Regions from separate parts of the Homo sapiens genome. Here region 2 is linked to region 1. A link is an interaction called in ENCODE POLR2A ChIA-PET data of the cell type or tissue named here. Cell type or tissue: GM12878. All regions are shown on one strand. Links, peaks and the distances in the headings refer to the core of each region. The heading gives the core; the rest is flanking DNA.

Region 1 (5,940 bases), core at 3,440-5,939:
AGAAATTAGTCCTTGGTAAAAGACTTAATTTTCCTACAGTGAAACCACATTGGCCTAATGTGTTAGTTTTTTCCTTCTCTCTAAAACAGTCATTTCTTTTTACAATAAAATCCTATCTATGAATGATAATGCTTTAAAAATAAATCAATACAGGGTCAGTGTTCCTCATCTTACACCCACCAATTATGATCCCAGGGGTTTTGTTTTTTTCCCTTTTCTTGCTATACTTTTAGTTCTTAAGTTCTTAACTAGTGTAGACTGTTGAGAATCTGAAAGCTGTGAATGCCTGCCTGCCTCTTCCACCCGGAAAAAAATGCACATGTGCATATAGACATTTTACATATAATTTCAGAAGGAATTACTGTTAAGGTAACTTTACCCAAACCCTTAGCTTTAGCCAACACCTTGCACTGTTTTCTCCTAAATCTATATTTTCTAGCCTTGATGCTTCTCACTGTCACTTTCAGACCTTTAAATCCAAGTACCTATTTGTTCATTTAGATGTCCTCAGGTACTTGACGTCACTAATTCCCCTTTCCCTGCCTGAACCAGGAATCCTCTTCTTGTATTCTTTTTTCTGGCTAATGAAACCAAACTCTCTTTTCCTTTTGTAGTCAGTCACCAAGCCTCTAGGGGAAGATATTTCTCTGCTTCCTCCTTTTCAAGCGACTGTCACCAGCTAGTGCAGGCCTTTGCTTCTCATCTGGACTACTCCAGTGGCTTCCTTATTGATCTTGTTTTCATCTTGTTCTTCAAGCCATCCTCCACACTTCTAGATTTCTCTGTCTAAAAACACAAATCCGGCTGGGCAAGGTAGCTCACATCTATAATCCCAGCACTTTGGGAGGCTGAGGCAGGAGAATTGTTTAAGCCCAGGAGTTTGAGACCAACCTGGGCAACATAGCTAGACCACATCTCTCCTCCCTGCCCCAAAAAACACACCACACACACAGATGTGACAGTATTCTCTTGAATCCTTCAAAGTACCTCTCTACCCCACCCAGCTGTCATCTGCTCTATTCTTGCCACTGAAGACTACTGTAGTTGCCTGAACTTACCCTGCTTTTCCCCAAGCAAGTGCAAAATAATTGATCGTTGCCCTTGGGGAATATTTTACCTCCAGTCCTTCTCACAACCCCTCTGTTTCCATAACATCTAGCATAGATCTGATTCATTGTTGATCATGTGATATATTAACTTACCATCTTTTCTTTATATTCCTAAAACAGGGTTTTTCAGTCTCAGCACTACTGATGTTTTGGGCTGCATAATTTTGTTGTGAGATGTTCCGTGCATAGTAGGATGTTTAACAGCATCCCTATCTTTTGCCCACTAGATGTCAGTAGCATTCTTCCTTATCCTCACCACCACCAAAAATGTCTCCAGACATTGCCAGATGCTCCCAGTTGAGAACCACTGTCCTTGAATGTACTACAGTACTTGACTCACAGCAAACTCTTAATCATTTGTTAAGTAAATATCATGCCCCCTTTTATGAGTGATAGGAAAGCCTAGACGGCTACCTATACCACACAGAAACATCTAGGCCTGAACCTGAATTGTGTGCCTGACTGTTAATTTCTGAGTTGATCATTTCAAATGTCAGTCCCAAATTAATGCTTGTACTATATTCCTGTAAACTATTTTGAGGGCTACAGAGCAGTCTTACTTGGTTCTTGTACTGAGAAAAATACTAATTAACCTGAGGTTCCTTTAGTCACACAGAGTTTTAGGAGAATATAATCATCCTAGTCAAGTAACAAAAGTACAGAAATCATTTAGGAAAAGATAAACAGATTTGACTGCACAAATTTATTTATTTATTTTGGAGAAATGGCGTTTTCTTATGTTACCCAGGCTAGTCTTGAACTCCTGGCCTCAAGTGATTGTCCTGCCTTGGCCTCCTAAAGAGTTGGGATTATAGGCATGAGCCATCGTGCCTGGCCTTTTTTTTCTTTTTTCTTTTTTTTTTTGGGAGGGAGCTGGGTTTGGGGGGAGACAGGGTCTCACTCTGTCACCCAGGCTGGAGTGAGTGGCACAGTCATAGCTTGCTGCAGCCTCAAGCTCCTGGCCTCAAGTGATCCTTCTGCCTTAGCGTCCTGAGTAGCTGGGACTACAGGTGTGTGCCACCATGCCCAACTAATTTCTTTTCTTTTTTTTTTTTTTTTTACAGTCAGGGTCTTGCTATGTTGACCAAGGTGGTCTAAAACTCCTGGCCTCAAGTGATCCTCCTCCCTTGGCCTCCTCAAAGCACTAGGATTATAGGTGTGAGCCACTTTGCCAGGCTGACTAAAAATTTTAAAACTTACAGAAGTTTAAACTGTTGAAAAACTTATATAACATTCTGACATTATTTTAAAACCAATTTTATGTTTTTATAGCTTCTGCAGAAAGCCGTCATTACACCTGATTTTGAAAAAAACCACTGTGTTCCACCATATAGTGAATCAAAGTATCAACTTCAGAAAAAACGCAGAGTAAGTACAGTGACTTAATTAAAATGCTTAGATATGTTTGGCTATATATTTTCAGCTTATACAACATAACTGCACAATTAAACTGTATCTGTTGGTCTATATATGAGTCCAAAGAAAATAATTACAGATTTCTAAGGGCTGTAAAATATAGTACCATAAACACATTATGTATAGATTTTCACATCTTTGCAGCCACAATAGTGCATCTATAAGTAGAGGTTTTTTAAAAAAATATATATATATATAGATTACTTCTATCTGCCATTTCGACTAGTTATCCAGAGAGCTTGAAGGAAAGTTGAGGATGGTATTCTAGTAATGTTACTGTAATATGGAGCACCCTGGCACATGGTAGGCACTAACTAAATACTTGTTGTATGAATGAAACAAAATTAAATAACTTGTAGGAGTTTTCTAAAGAATAGTATTTTGTTTTATTGTAGAAATAACACAAGGTTCTGGATCCTTGTATGAGTGGCATTCTGAGACTCCTGGGTGACTGAATAAAAATGTTTACATATAAGCTCTAGAAACGAAAGTGTTTTTATACATTTTCTTACTGCATATAGTCTGTTTTAGACAATAAAAATTGAAGTTGTGTGTTATTCTCCCAGCAAGTCAGCAGTTACTCTCTGAGACAGAAAATAGATTTTACGGAGCCCTCATTTATGAAACTGATAATCCTGTCCCTAATTTAGCGGAGAAGTCACTTTTTGTGATTTAATTCCTTTTATCTCTATGATTCTGGATTTAAGTGCTTTCAATAAAGTAACCATTTGTTTTTAATTTACAAAATTTTCTGTATGTGTTACTTCAGGGGAAATGAATTATAATGTATACTCTTAGCTGTTAGAATGTTTATTTTTGAAATCATAATTTCAGAAAGAACGACAAAAAACAGCAGGGGATGGCTGGTTTGGTATGAAAGCTCCAGAAATGACAAATGAACTGAAAAATGATCTCAAAGCACTGAAGATGAGAGCCAGCATGGACCCGAAAAGATTTTACAAGAAAAATGATAGAGATGGCTTCCCCAAGTACTTCCAGGTATGAAGCAAACAGAATAGTGGTGATGATCTGTGAATTTTAGTTTGGAAAGCACTGTAGTGTTCTTTAAAGTTTACTCCTAAAATAGAGGATATTTCCATTGTGCATGCCTAATGTATGGAACATATCTGCATAGGCCATATAAGAATGGCCATTACCCAATTCAGCCACTAACTTTTAATTTGATCACATTTAGAGAGATGGTGTTACAAATGGTTTCCAGGTCAGCTAAAACCTGTTGAACCTATAAAGTTCACTATGTGAATGTATGAATAGTATCAGCCTAACAGCAAGAGTCCATACGGGATAGGGGTAAAAGGGTATCACGTGTACTAATCCAAGTTGGTTTTTAAAATGTTTTCATCTGTTCGTGTTACACCTCTGCTCAGAAACATTCAGTGATGAATTATGACATAGGATTGGGTCTGTATCCTTTCATTTAGCCATTAATAATCCATACCCAAACTAGTTCACCTGCCTTTCATCATATAGCCCAACAAATTCCAACACACTTAGCTACTCAGTCTTGTCAGAACACGTACATACCAGTCCCTGCATAATTTGACTTTGCATATCCATAGTTCTTGTTTGTTTGGTGAAATTTTACCCATACAAATTCAAGCTAAATTGTCATTCTTTGTTAAATCTTCCTTACCTCTCTTAGGTACAATTGGTCACTTTGTCTTCAGAGCGTCTATAGTGTTTTGTTCAGCACATGTTATGCTTTAATATTTTAGTTACTTTTTGTGGAGCTTCCTTAAGACTGCAGGCTCTGCACTGCAGGAACCAGATGTTCTTTGTTTCCCTAACATGTAACACAGTGCCTGGTGCATAGTGATCACTGTAAATTTTATTCAGTTGAGTGTATGAACAAATACAGAATGATCACTAAGTAGGCCAAACTGGCAGCCTTTGTGATGACCTAGGAAACCAAATAGGTATGTAGTAGAATTTATGTGTCTAATTCATTGATTTGGGAAACTAGAACAAAAAGTATATATTATCTGTTCCACTTTTCTCCTTTAGTTACACTGTGCATCATGAATTTAGTGTTTAGCAAAGAAATTTTGGATCTACTATAAACTACTGAAGAAACATAATAGCACCACTATGCTACTTTTTTTTTTTTGCTTTAAATAAATGGCAAAATTTACATTACTATTAGTGTAATGTAAGCTTGTTCTTTCCATTCCTTTCTCTAAATATAATTAGAGCTACACTGAAGTATGAAAGCATCTTGGCACTCAATGCATGACTTATTTCAATCAATTGTTCACAGATTGGAACCATTGTTGACAATCCAGCTGATTTCTACCATTCACGAATTCCCAAGAAGCAAAGGAAAAGAACTATTGTGGAAGAACTGCTGGCTGATTCTGAATTCAGAAGGTAAAGGAATTCATATTTATTTTATAATATGTATACTTTGCTTTAAAAATGTATAAACTTATAAATTTTCAAATAATTTAAAAATAACTCATTTATAATAACCCATAACATATTAACATGAATATATATTTTTATGAAAAATAATTTAGTGCAAATCTCTTTAATGTCTGGCTTAACTAAAGACAGAGGCTCATACCTGCTTCTGCAGATAACATACATCACGTAGCCCCTGGAAAACACTACACTCATGAGAGAACGAGGGTGAAAAAAGCGATTAATGCCTTAGTATTCTTGAGAAAATAGTTTTTACCTAATGAATCCCTTGAAAGGGTCTACTCCACAGACCACACTTTGAAAACCATTGGTCGCTTCTAAGAAATATATATATCATACTGTGCATTTTCAGGATAAGTGTGACTTTTTGTTTTGCTTAGTCCTGATTTTTGTGTTTTTATCCCTCAAAAATGTTTAAAGCATTTGATACAGCCTGGTGGATGGATATAGTGCATATATAGATCATATATGGATATATGGATAGATAGATGGATATAGTGCATATAGTAGGAAAGTCTTCCTACTACAGTTGCCATTTTTTCTCCCTAGATTGCAAGCAAGTGCTATGAGGTCAGAGACTATACTTGTCTTGTCCACCACTCCATTCCCAACTTTTACCCTAAGGTTATATTAACTTCTAATGTCTGATATATCAAACATAAAGTTCTGATTTTTCTTTTTCAGATACAACCGAAGGAAGTACTCAGAGATCATGGCTGAAAAAGCAGCAAATGCAGCAGGAAAAAAGTTCCGAAAGAAGAAGAAATTTCGCAATTAAGATTTACCAAGCAAACTGCAACATTTTACATTGCTCCTTTATTTACTTATTAAAGACGTTTGGAAAACTAACACCATCATCTAAATTAATTTACCATAGACTGGCCCTGTTCATACAGGAATTTGTATTTGGAAAAAGTTGATTTGAGAATCGATTACATGCCCTTAGAAAATAGGGGTGTCTAAAAGACCCACC
Region 2 (11,411 bases), core at 7,260-9,759, 160 kb after region 1:
TGTATCTACCGAGCCCATCTACAGCTTCACCACTCGTGCACCTGCATCTCCCTGCCTGAGTGCATGCTCTGCTCCTGAGAGCATGTCCATCTCCTGCATAAAGCAGACTAGAAGATCAGAGTGGATGCCCTCCAGTCAGCCCTCAGCCAATGAGGAGGGGAGCTAATGGACAAATCCCACAAGTTCCTTTCCCTTAGATAATTTCAAGGTGTGTTCTACACAGATTCTCCAAGGCGCTGTGGGAGATTGAACCCAAGTTTCCTATGGTGGTCACCTGCTCATGAGGCACCCTTTCTCGGCATTCCTCTTGGTTGTCTCAACGTCCCCTCTACCTTACCACACTCTGGGGATCAGCTCCCTCAAGTGATCTTGCAGTACTTGAAACCAAATCCTTTTAGGGCCTGGTTTTGGGGAAATCTATGCTAAGACAGAGAGATAAGAGTCAGATCACCCTTGATCTCACAGGCCAAGCTAATGAGTTTGAATTTATCTTGTAGGTGATTGAGCTTCAGTGGGTTTTGAGCAGAGAAATTGGTGTTTTACAAACAATATTAGTGGCAAAGTAGAAACTAATAATACCCAGTTCCGCTGACTTCAGGCCAGTGCTGTGACATCAACTGTATGCTATTGCTATTTTAGGCTTTGGATGTGAGAATATGCAGATCTTCTTTTAAAGTTCATTTATTTTTGAATAAGTAATACATACACATGGTGCAAAATTAGAAAAGTGCAAAAGATCTTTTGTTAGAATCATTTTTCAACACCAAAGGAGCATTTAAATAGCCATTGTGTTTTTAGAGTGTGTTAAGACATAGGGAGCTAGCTCTTGGCTCCTTCTGAGACCACTCACTCCTGGTGGCATCTTGCACTCTCACTCCTGCAAACTGTTCTGGGCCCTTCCAACACCCTGCAGCTCGCAAACCTCTGCTGGAAGGGCAGGGGAGAGACGCTGACATTTGTGGCCCAAAGTAAACTTGGCAGGGTTGGTGGATGCCATCCTTGCTCCCTGTCACCACAAATAATTGCAAGCTGGCTGAGCGCTACTCAAACGCATTAAGGTTTGTGGCTTGTTCTGACAGAAATTGAAAAAGGGCAACGTCAAGGCCAAGCCTACAGCTTTTATCTCGGTTAGCTGGGGAGAGGAAGAGATAATGATTCACAACACTCCAGGTCTTCACATTTCTCCTGAAGAGCCACCATCTGTCTATAACGTGAGGGAAGAAGTGCTGTCAGGTTAATTGCCTTGCGTCAGCCAAACCGTCTGCATTTATTTAAATCAAGTCAAGTCCATAAATAGTTTCGAGTGTCTGCTGTGGGCCAGCTCTGAGCTCAGCTCTCTGGGGTACTCAAGTAAGTGTGAGCCACCAGCTCTGGCACCCTAAGAGGCAGGCTGGTGATTTGGCAGTTCTGGTAGCTTAGAACCAGGCATGTTCAGTAAGAATCCCAGCCCCATCATCAATCAGCTGAGAGATCTTGGGCAGCTGAGTTGATCTCTCCAGAACCTCCTTTTCCTCACCTTTAAAATGGTCCTGCCTACTGCAAAGGGGTAGATGAAAATCTCCAAGGCAATCTTTGTTTCTGTCATCTTTCCTAGGAACTTACAACCTTTCCAGGGAAAAAAGACAATTTTACTTTGTGAAAAGTTAAGAAAACATTTCTAAAAGATAATTAACTGTTCAAAACAAAAAAAGAAACAAGAAAAGAAAGTAGGTAAACACAAGGGGTGATGAACTGCCAGACATCAGTGTTTGCTCTAGAAGTTGAGCCAGGAAGAATAGCAGGGGGGAAGAACAAGGAGGTGTTCCTGGTTTGTAATTTTATTCCATTTTTGCCTAATACAAAATTGCAGTGCCTGGCACATGGTAGGCATGCAATAAATATTGTTGAATGAGTGTTCAAGTAAATAATAAATGAATGAATATTCTGTACAGGTTTTGTCACTGACCCTTAGGAAAGGTACCCAGAGGAGAGTATGCAGAGATGATAAACAGATGGAATGGGAGATTTTATTTTCAAAAAAAATGCTTTTCCTGAGAAATCTTTCTGGTCTGTAAAGGCAGGAGTTGAAAATGGATATGACAGAAGCTTACAAAACTGCGAAAGTCACGGATGAGACTATTATCATCTTTTTTAGGTTTTTAATTAATTTATAAATCTTCATTTAAATATTGTGTTGCTAGAAGTAGGTACAGGATAACCTTTGAACTATATGAAGTTTTAGGACATCTGAAAAAAAAAAAAGAAAGGCGGTCTTAGTTGTGATTAGTATGTTAAAAGAATTTTTATCCCTTCACACTGGAGGCTGAAAATACAAGTAAAGCCAAGAGGGATTTGATGAATTCATGAAGGCTGATCTCAGGGTAAGTTGCTTCAGATTCCTCAGGGATTTTGAAGCTTATGTTCTGAAGGACTCCCATGTTAGAGACAGACTGCTGGGCTGTGGTGACCCTGGACCTAGCCTAGGAGCACATTTCTGTGGTTTTGTGTCCCTTCAGGGAATATTTAATAAACTCCCACTATGTGCCAGGCAGTGTTCTAGGGGCCAAGAACACAGTAGTCAATAAGATGGTGTCCTAGACCTCCAGGACTGCCAACCTAGAGACAGAAGGCGATATGGGAAGAAATACATTTCAGTGTATTAAGTTCCATAATAAAAGTATGATGGGGCCGGGCGCGGTGGCTCACGCCCGTAATCCCAGCACTTTGGGAGGCCGAGGTGGGCGGATCACGAGGTCAGGAGATCGAGACCATCCTGGCTAACACGGTGAAACCCTGTCTCTACTAAAAATACAAAAATTAGCTGGGTGTGGTTGTGGGTGCCTGTAGTCCCAGCTACTCGGGAGGCTGAGGCAGGAGAATGGCATGAACCCAGGAGGCGGAGCTTGCAGTGAGCTGAGATCGCACCACTGCACTCCAGCCTGGGTAACAGAGCGAGACTCCATCTCAAAAAAAACAGTTGAATCTATAAAAATTGTCTTTCTAATTTTTTAAATGCCTCTCCCCCACCTGCATTTTAGAATTCCCATGTACTCAGAAAATGTTTGTGGATGGATGAATGAATGAATAAGTAAGTAAAAGAATGAATTTTGGCTTCCAGAAATGGGCATAATTTTCAAATAGAAATTTATTAACATTTGAAGGCTCACTACAGTCAAATTCACTAAGTAACCACTTCTAAGATTGCTTTGTGTGAAAGTCCTAGAGGCTACATGGTTTAATAGAAAAAAAAATGGCATTTCAGTTTTTGGAACCATTGCTGTGGGTTTTTCAATCTGCAATTCTAGAAATCTTGAAGGGGGAAGCTCTATGCAATTGCAGCTACAGGCCAAAGGTCATTTTTACTAAGTATTGATTTTAGCAGCAAGGAACTCTTGCTTCAGTAAGACTTCTCACACTTGCCCTACCCTGAAATGAGCACATTTCACTCTGCATGTTGCTCAGGAAGGCTGCCTCTCTGAAGAGCCTCAACATAATTCCTACAGCCTGGCATGCTTGATGACATCACCAGGAATTTGGTGATTGGAAGGCAGAGGTCCAGGAAAGAATCTTGGACCAGGAATCTGGACCTCATTAAATAATTGGTCCTTCTGAGAAGCTTAGTCTTGGGTCCATATTCATGAACAAAGAGTTCTGTGGCTTCCTCAAGCTGCCTTTCTCCCCATCTACCTTTCACTACCTCCTGCCACTTATTCTCCCTCCAATAACAAACTGCACTAAGATAAGACCCTAGAGTGTGCCGTCCAATACAGAAGCCACTACCCGTGTCTGGTTATTTAAGTTTAAGTTAATTACAATGAAATAAAATTGAACATGCAATTTCTCAGTCATACTAGCCACATATCAAATGCACAAAAGCCACATATGTCTCCTGGCAACCATAGTGGACAGTGCAGAGAACATTCTCATCATTACAGAAAGTTCTACTGAACTGTATTGCCCTAGAGAAAAAGGAAGATGAAAGCTGAGGATGAAGGTGGTAATTTTGAAGAAAATGCTGATAACATCTAGACCAGCCATATAGAGATAAGGAACATTCTAGCAGGAAGTTGCCACAGGATGCAAAACTAGGCAACAAGTGAAGGGTGTGAAGAGAGAGAGTATAGCTTTGGGACGAGAACCCAGGTTTAATCCTGATTCTAACCAAGTGTGCGGCCATGAAGAGGTTATGTGAACTCTTGGAGCCTCAATCTTTTCATAAGGGAAATAGTGGTGATAATGGTTCCTATGCCATAGAGCTGATGTGAAAATCAATGAGACAATTAGCGTAAGGTGCTTAGCATGCTGCCTGGCATATGGAAAAGGTCAAAAATAATAAGGCAGGGAGGGGTAAGAAAAAAGAAAGGAGAGAACCTAGTGAGAAGACAGCTGACCTGGAAAGAAGAAATGTCAAGAGTATGTTTACATGGACCTAGACAGTGAGCACTTTTATGATGGCTGGAGAGTACAAATCAGAAGGACAGAGCAACAGAGGCAGCTGGACCTCTGGAAACCTGAGGAGCACGAGGTGAACGTCCTCTGGATTAGGGGAGCTGTGCCAGGCGGGGCACAATCCCATATGATCCAGTGTTCCTGCCCATGTGTGGCAGCAGGAATTGTACCACTCATGGGAGCTTAGCTGTACTCAGCTTTATGCCATTGACTGCATTCTTGAGACCAAGGGAAGCATGGGACAGATGTGGCTTTCCTGGGACAGGCTGGGTGAACCAGGGTCGGGGACAGAGGGGTCAGACAATGATCAAGTTGATACAGGGAATTAAAGGGAAGAGGATAACATTTATTCAGTGCCTGCTACATGTTCAGCACTTCACATATCCAGTTGCACTTCACCCCACAACAGTAGCCACCTCCAGTTTGTAGGAGAAGAAACTGGGGCTCAGCAGAGTGAAGGAACTTGCCCAAGATCACACAGTCAGTAAACGAAATTTAGGATCTCAGCCCTGGTCCTCAGGATTGCAAAGCCTGTGCAAATCAGCTGTGGAAGCCCCTAAGCTTTGAGGAAGGAATAGCAATAGAGACGTGCAGAGAGGGTTTGAAAAGAGTTGGCATTGCATTTTTTTCATCATCTAGTAGAGTTCTATGCAATGTCCATGTTTTGCAGGTCACAAACATGAATAAGACAGGATTCTTGTCTGTAGGTGCTTCCTTAGCAGTGAGGCAGACAGGCTAAGAACAAGATGAGGACAACTAAAGGTAAAATGTTCAAACTCATCCCTGTAAGAAATACTTTGCTTATTGAGTCTCTACTATGTGCCAGGTACTGTACTAGGCTCTGGGGATACTCTGGTGTGCTGTGTTTACAGAAATGGTTGCACTTTCCCCTTTTCCTATATCCACACCCCTTTGCGGCTTCTTCCATTAAAGTTGAGTCTATTCTCCACCGATTGAATCCAGGCTAGCCTCATGACTTGTCTTGGCCAATAGAATGTGGTAGAAGTGACATTGTACCTCTTCCAAATCTTGCCCTTAAGAGGCCTCATACCTATCCATTCTCATTCTTGAAACTCTGTAGCTGCCACGTGGACTCCCCCAGGCTAGCTGGCTGAATAATGACAGACACATGGCCCTTTCACTTTCATTGTCCCAGCCAATGGTCAGTCACCTGACAGACATGAATGAGGCCATTTGGACCCATACCATACAAGTATATCTTAAGGGAAAGGAAGCGATAATTAAGCCAGCCTCCCACGATGGCCCCAGAGATCACCATTCTGGTATTCACACCATGTGTAGTTTCCTCCCACACTGCATCAAGGGTGGTCTGTGTAACAATGGCACATGGCAGAAGGGATGATGTGTTGCTTCTGATATTAGTTCACAAAAGCCTGCAGCTTCTATTTTGGGTGCCTTCTCTCTCTCTTTCTTATCATTCATTCTGGGAGAAGCCAGCTTCCACATCCTGAGAACACCCAGTCAGCCCATGGAGGGGTCATATGGTAAGGAACTGAGATCTCCACCCATAGCCTGAGAGGCACTGAGGTCCACAATGAGTGAGCGTGGCAGGAGATCCTATAGCTCCAGATGACCAAAGCCCAGGCTGACAGCCTGAATGTAACCTCTTGAGAAACCCTGAACCAGAACCATCGAGCTAAGCTGCTCCCAGACTCATGATCCAAAGAATATGTGAGATAACAAATGTTTGTTTTAAGCTACTAGGTTTGGGGGTAATTTGTTATGCCAGAAAAGATAACTGACAAAAAGCGTTAGCTAGATAAAGCAGGGGGAGGGGATGGAGTGTTCCAGACAGAGGGAATGGCATGATCAAAGGTCCTCAGGTAGGAGGGAATACAGGACCAGAAGAAACCGAAAGAAGACCAATGCGACAGGAGTTCAGAGAGCAAATGAGGCCGAAAGGTTGGTGGGGTCGAGACCTGCTGGGTGTGGCCTGGGGGTCTTCCTAACAAGTTTGCATTAGGAGCAACAAGAAATCAAATTATTGAGGGACCAGCATTAGGGGCTTCAAGGAAACCCAGATATCCTGGCTAGGATAAAGTCTCTCCCTGCCAATCCTCCAAATTAGTAACTTTGGGTTTTTAGTTTTCCCTACTCAAAGGTGCCCTTCAAGGTCTCCAAGGGAAGAGGCAAAGGGAGACGTAGCAAACATCCAGCATGGTATGGGTAAGGCTTCTCCAGCTCCAGCCATGCCAGGCAGCCAGGCCCAGCAGAGAGCTGTGCTTCCCTGACTGGTCAGGACTGGTCCCTCCAGCAGGGGCAAAGCCAGAAACAAGGGGTACAGGTCCAGGGAGGGAGCCCACTTCTTGATCAGCCTTTCTTGGTTCCCAGCTTCCCAGCTTCCCACCCCCTATCCACCGGGAGTGAGTTTATACTGTTTTACAGAGACTAGGACACTTGAACTCATATTTCATTCTCTCATGGATTTCGTCCAACTGGCCTAATCTTTTTTCTCTAAGTGACAAAGAATCTAAAGATATGGAATGTTCCCCAAAACAACTTTGCAGAAAAGCAAAATAAACACAGCATCGAACAGGCCCATTCATTTCATGAATTGATTATAGAAAGATAATTTCTATTTTTCTTTTAAAAATATATATTTAAGATAGAGATATGAAAAAATTACATGATGATCCATCAAGGAGATACATTCCACCATGATTATGTTATAGCAGCAAAGCCCTAGTCCTAATATAGGACGGTTGAGTTGATCAGATAAAGACTTTTTTCCCAATCTACAATCCTATAGATTGTAAATACAATTTTTAAAAACTACAACAGTTTTCCATTAAACAGCCTTCCTTTTTCTCTTCCCATCTCTAGTCTAGGAGATATTCCCCTCCCTCCTTCTTGCTGTTCCAAGGACAATCAAGGGGGACTGCCTGCTGAGCATTCACTAATGTCAATCCTAATCTAATGCCAGTAAGACATCCTTATACAGGGTCACCCACACTAAGAGAGAAGGCTCTGTGTCCTGGAGCCCCTGGCCAACACCTGTACAGATCAAGACCCACTTCACTGAAGGGCAAGGGACCAATCTGAAGACAGAGTGTGTTGTCAGAACATCAGTGCTTGCTCAAAACCACTTCCCAATTGGGCAGATTCATTGGTCTCTCTTTCCCTTGAGTGTGCTTTGAACAGACCGCAGGCTGGCTTGGAGGGACAGGAAGAAGAAGAGATGCAGCTGTAAATCAGTGTCACCTCTCCAACTCAGGGTCAGAGGAGGAGAATGTGCCCACCTCCAGGAAGGCCTGCTGTTATCAGATGTGCCTGAGCAGTCATGAGCACGCTGCTCTGCTGCCCTGCAGCCTGTGGACTCCCCCTCGTTCTTCTCTTTTGCAGCCTGGAAACAGATGCCCTTGGGAGGGGAAAAGCTCTGACTTCATCGGGGCTCCCAGGCCCTCCCTTTTCCAAACAGAACAAAGCCTACTTAGCTTATCGCAGCACTTCTCCTTGTGATTTTTTTTTAATTGGCCTCTTCACATGTGCAATCGACTCTCCTGATATGAAAGTTGTGAGCCCTGTTTTTGCAAGCCCGAAGCTTAGAAGCTGATCCCCACGAGCATCAACAGAAATCATCTGAATGCTCTAAGTACTGCCAGTGCTTGCTAAAAAATAAAACAGCCTGCCAACCTCCTCCTGCCTGTGTCCTTGGCACAGCCCTGGCGGGGCAAAGGAGCCCCAAGGACCCCATTGTTCTTTGGAAAGAAAGAAGCAACTCCAGCCAATTCAGGTGTTTGGGGGATTATTGAGATGGTCTTTTTTTGTAGATATGATGTGGTGGTGAATAGGGTAAGTTATATAGGGGACTCTATGGTGGTGACATTTGAAAAGATTGAAGAGTGAACTGAAACCGGTTTCTGTGAGCCCAAAGTTTTATTCAGCCAGTACAGTTCTAGAATTTGCTACTAATATGTTTATTTTCTCCCAAAGATCTTCTCCTTTTCTGAGAGTAATGGGACACTGGGGAGAGAACTTATGGACAAAAATATGGGGACAGAAAAGATTATGACAATTTGTAAAGTGTCCACACTGTTGGTTGGATTAGCTATGTGAGATGATGAGGGAGAAAGAGAGAAAAACAGGCAAAACCAAAAAAGGCCCCTTGGAAACAAAGTTAAGATGGTTTTTGGACTCATCCTACCTCCTGTGGGTTTAGCTTAACATCAGTCCCATCTGCCAGAGGCCGGAGGCAAGGTGCTTAGGGGTTTAATTGTTCTGTGAGACCCTGAAGCAGGATGAGAAGTGGCCTGGTGTCAGAGTAGAGCAGTTGGCCCATTACTGAAGGTCATGGTTCAGAAGTTCTCAACTTACTCTTTTCTCTATTCAGGTTCTATATAAGTGAGCAGTAGAAGGATATGGTTATCTCCTTCCTTTATTGTAGCAGTCTGCGAAGTTCCATTTCCTTCTTGAAACCTCTGACTCAATGGCTAGAGGAACCCTCCCGCACCCCTCCCCTCCTGTCTATGCTGGCAACTTTTGAGCCGCCCCCTCGGCTTACCACCTTGCAAAACCTGTCAGATCCATTGCTTTTACACACTGCTATTTACCTCGTTGTTTATTTTGTGTATGTGGGTCATCTGTTGTTTAGGTTAGATTGAAGTCTGGCTGTGTTGGTGTAGTTAGCTTTTGATTATTTCCAGAAGAAAGATAGTACACCATATCCATACAAGCATTTAATATTACGTTGTTTTCTTTTTGATCTAATGTCCAGCTTCAGCCTAGAAAACATCCTGAATGATCCAGGCTTGGGGACCGTCAGAGCTATTATTATTATTTATTTATTTATTGAGACTGAGTCTCACTCTATCACCCAGACTGGAGTGCAGTGGTGCGATCTCAGCTCACTGCAACCTCTGCCTCCTGGGTTCAAGCGATTCTCCTGCCTCAGCCTCCTGAGTAGCTGGGATTACAGGCACGCGCCACCACACCTGGCTAATTTTTGTATTTTTAGAGATGAGGTTTCACCATGTTGGCCAGGCTGGTCTTGAACTCCTGACCTCAAGTGATCTGCCCACCTTGGCCTCCCAAAGTGCTGGGATTACAGGCATGAGCCACCATGCCCGGCCTATTATTATTATTTTAAAGCATAATTATTTAATGCGGATTTTGCATATCTACTGCATTTGATCCCTTTCTGAATAGTTTTCACTGTTTTATTTAATTACTGTACTTCAAAATACAGAAATTTTGGAAAACAGAGAAACACTCTTTGGTGTATATACTTTTAGTATTTTTTTAAATGCATATAGATTTATTTTCTGTTTTCAGCAATAATATTATACAGTTTGTTTTAAACTGTATACTTTTTTTGTTTTTTTGAGATGGAGTCTTGCTGTTGTCACCTAGGCTGTAGTGTAATGGCATGATCTCAGCTCACTGCAAACTCTGCCTCCCAGGTTCAAGCAATTTTCCTTCCTCAGCCTCCCGAGAAGCTGGGATTACAGGCGCCCGCCACCACACCTGGTTAATTTTTGTATTTTTAGTAGAGACGGGGTTTCACCATGTTGGCCAGGCTGGTCTCGAACTCCTGACCTCGTGATCCACCCGCCTCTGCATCCCAAAGTACTGGGATTACAGGCGTAAGCCCCTGCGCCCGGCCTAAACTGTATACTATTAAACTGTATATTGTTTACTTTAGTAATAGATCATGAATGGATTCCCATGTTGCTATAGAAATTATAATGGCTGTGTAATATTGAATTATGTAGATTTATATAAGTAATTCTCCATTATTGGACTTTTATTTATCAAACATTTATATAAGCACTTACTATGTGCCAGGCATAGTTCTAAGCTCCAAATAGATATTAACTCATTTAACTCTCATAATAACTTTATGAGGTAAGTACTATTTACATCCCCATTTTGCAGATGAGGAAACTGAGTCACAGGCTGACTAGCTTGTCCCAGGGCACACCTCTTTGTAAGTGATGGGGCCAGATTCAAACCCAGACGATCTGGCTCCAGAGTCTGTGCTGTAATCACAGTCCTCTGCTTGCTTCCCTCTACCTCTATTGAAAAGTAAAGACCTTTCTTTCCTGGGAGAATAGCTTAATCTTAATAAGACTTCCCTGGCAAATAAGGGAACTGCTGTCCTGTGAGTCACTGTTATTTGTAATTAATTGTAACCTGCTGAGACAACAGGCAAAGAAACATCTAGGCAGAATGGGCGGTGTGAGCTCTGCAGCCCAGAGAAGGTGACTCCAGGAGGGGCTGTAGACTTGAATCCAACCAGGCTGAGGTCCAGGTTACTCACCCACTGGCAGAACCCAAGTGACTCTGCCTCCCCTGAAGCTACTGTAATTGCCTCACACCCACCTGAGATGGTCTTTCCTTTGCATTCTACTACAGGAGCTGCTTCATCTGACCCAAGCTGGCCTGGAGAAAGGAGGAAGAGGCAAGGTAGGAAGTGGCCTGGCCCCCTGCTGCTCTGCCCCAGAGTGCAGGGCAGAAACTGCAGCTGGAGCTGTGGGGTGGTGTTGATCCAGCCTACAAAGTGACTTCTGGGGCAGTACCTGGAGTGTATGAGAATCCTCTTGTTAACCTGCAGAAGCTCCAGCGTAGTTGTTTCTGGGTGACTCTAGGATCCTTATTCATCGCAGCCTTGAGACCGGGCTTTGGCTTCAGCCACCTCCTTTCCTATCCTCTCCCTTCCAGTAATGACAATATGATATCATAGCTGACCATAATTGTTCTGTCTGACATTTAATTCATTCTAACTCATTAAATTCTCACAACAGTGCTATGAGGTAGAATGATGGTTACCATAATTATCCTCATTTCAGTGGTGAAGAAAGGCAGCCACAGGGAGGCTGAATAACCTGCCGTAAGGTGGGGAGGGTTTCAGGTGCTGGGAGCACCACAGAGTTGTGACCTTGACTTGTATCCCAAACAGACCCTGAGAAGGGAGCAGTGGCTGGAGGGGAAACTGCAGTTGAACCACCTTGCTCCTCTTAACC

The links. Peaks named below come from ENCODE experiments on the same cell type or tissue, not always from the same donor. Only the 100,000 strongest peaks of a DNase experiment are listed, where the experiment ranks them.
Region 2: POLR2A ChIA-PET joins it to region 1 with 6 read pairs; 3 of 35 experiments call an interaction of 5 or more read pairs at or near these places.

Annotation. Positions count from the first base shown.
Region 1 is chr1:93,869,656-93,875,595 of GRCh38, reverse strand. DNTTIP2 (deoxynucleotidyltransferase terminal interacting protein 2) reads left to right here. Exons shown (of 7, transcript NM_014597.5): 4 at 2,382-2,477; 5 at 3,360-3,524; 6 at 4,804-4,913; 7 at 5,652-5,940. The coding sequence ends at 5,745. Among named protein-coding and RNA genes, the nearest start is that of DNTTIP2, 6.6 kb to the left of the region's middle. In GM12878, for the core only: no CTCF peak of the experiment used is centred there; no DNase peak of the experiment used is centred there.
Region 2 is chr1:93,705,535-93,716,945 of GRCh38, reverse strand. It overlaps a transcript of BCAR3 not described here. Among named protein-coding and RNA genes, the nearest start is that of BCAR3, 29 kb to the right of the region's middle. RefSeq lists enhancers at 5,439-5,498, 5,629-5,678, 9,065-9,114 and silencers at 5,599-5,893, 8,795-8,924. In GM12878, for the core only: no CTCF peak of the experiment used is centred there; DNase peaks (open chromatin) are centred at 7,555 and 8,795; H3K4me3 peaks cover 685 bases; H3K27ac peaks cover 1,717 bases.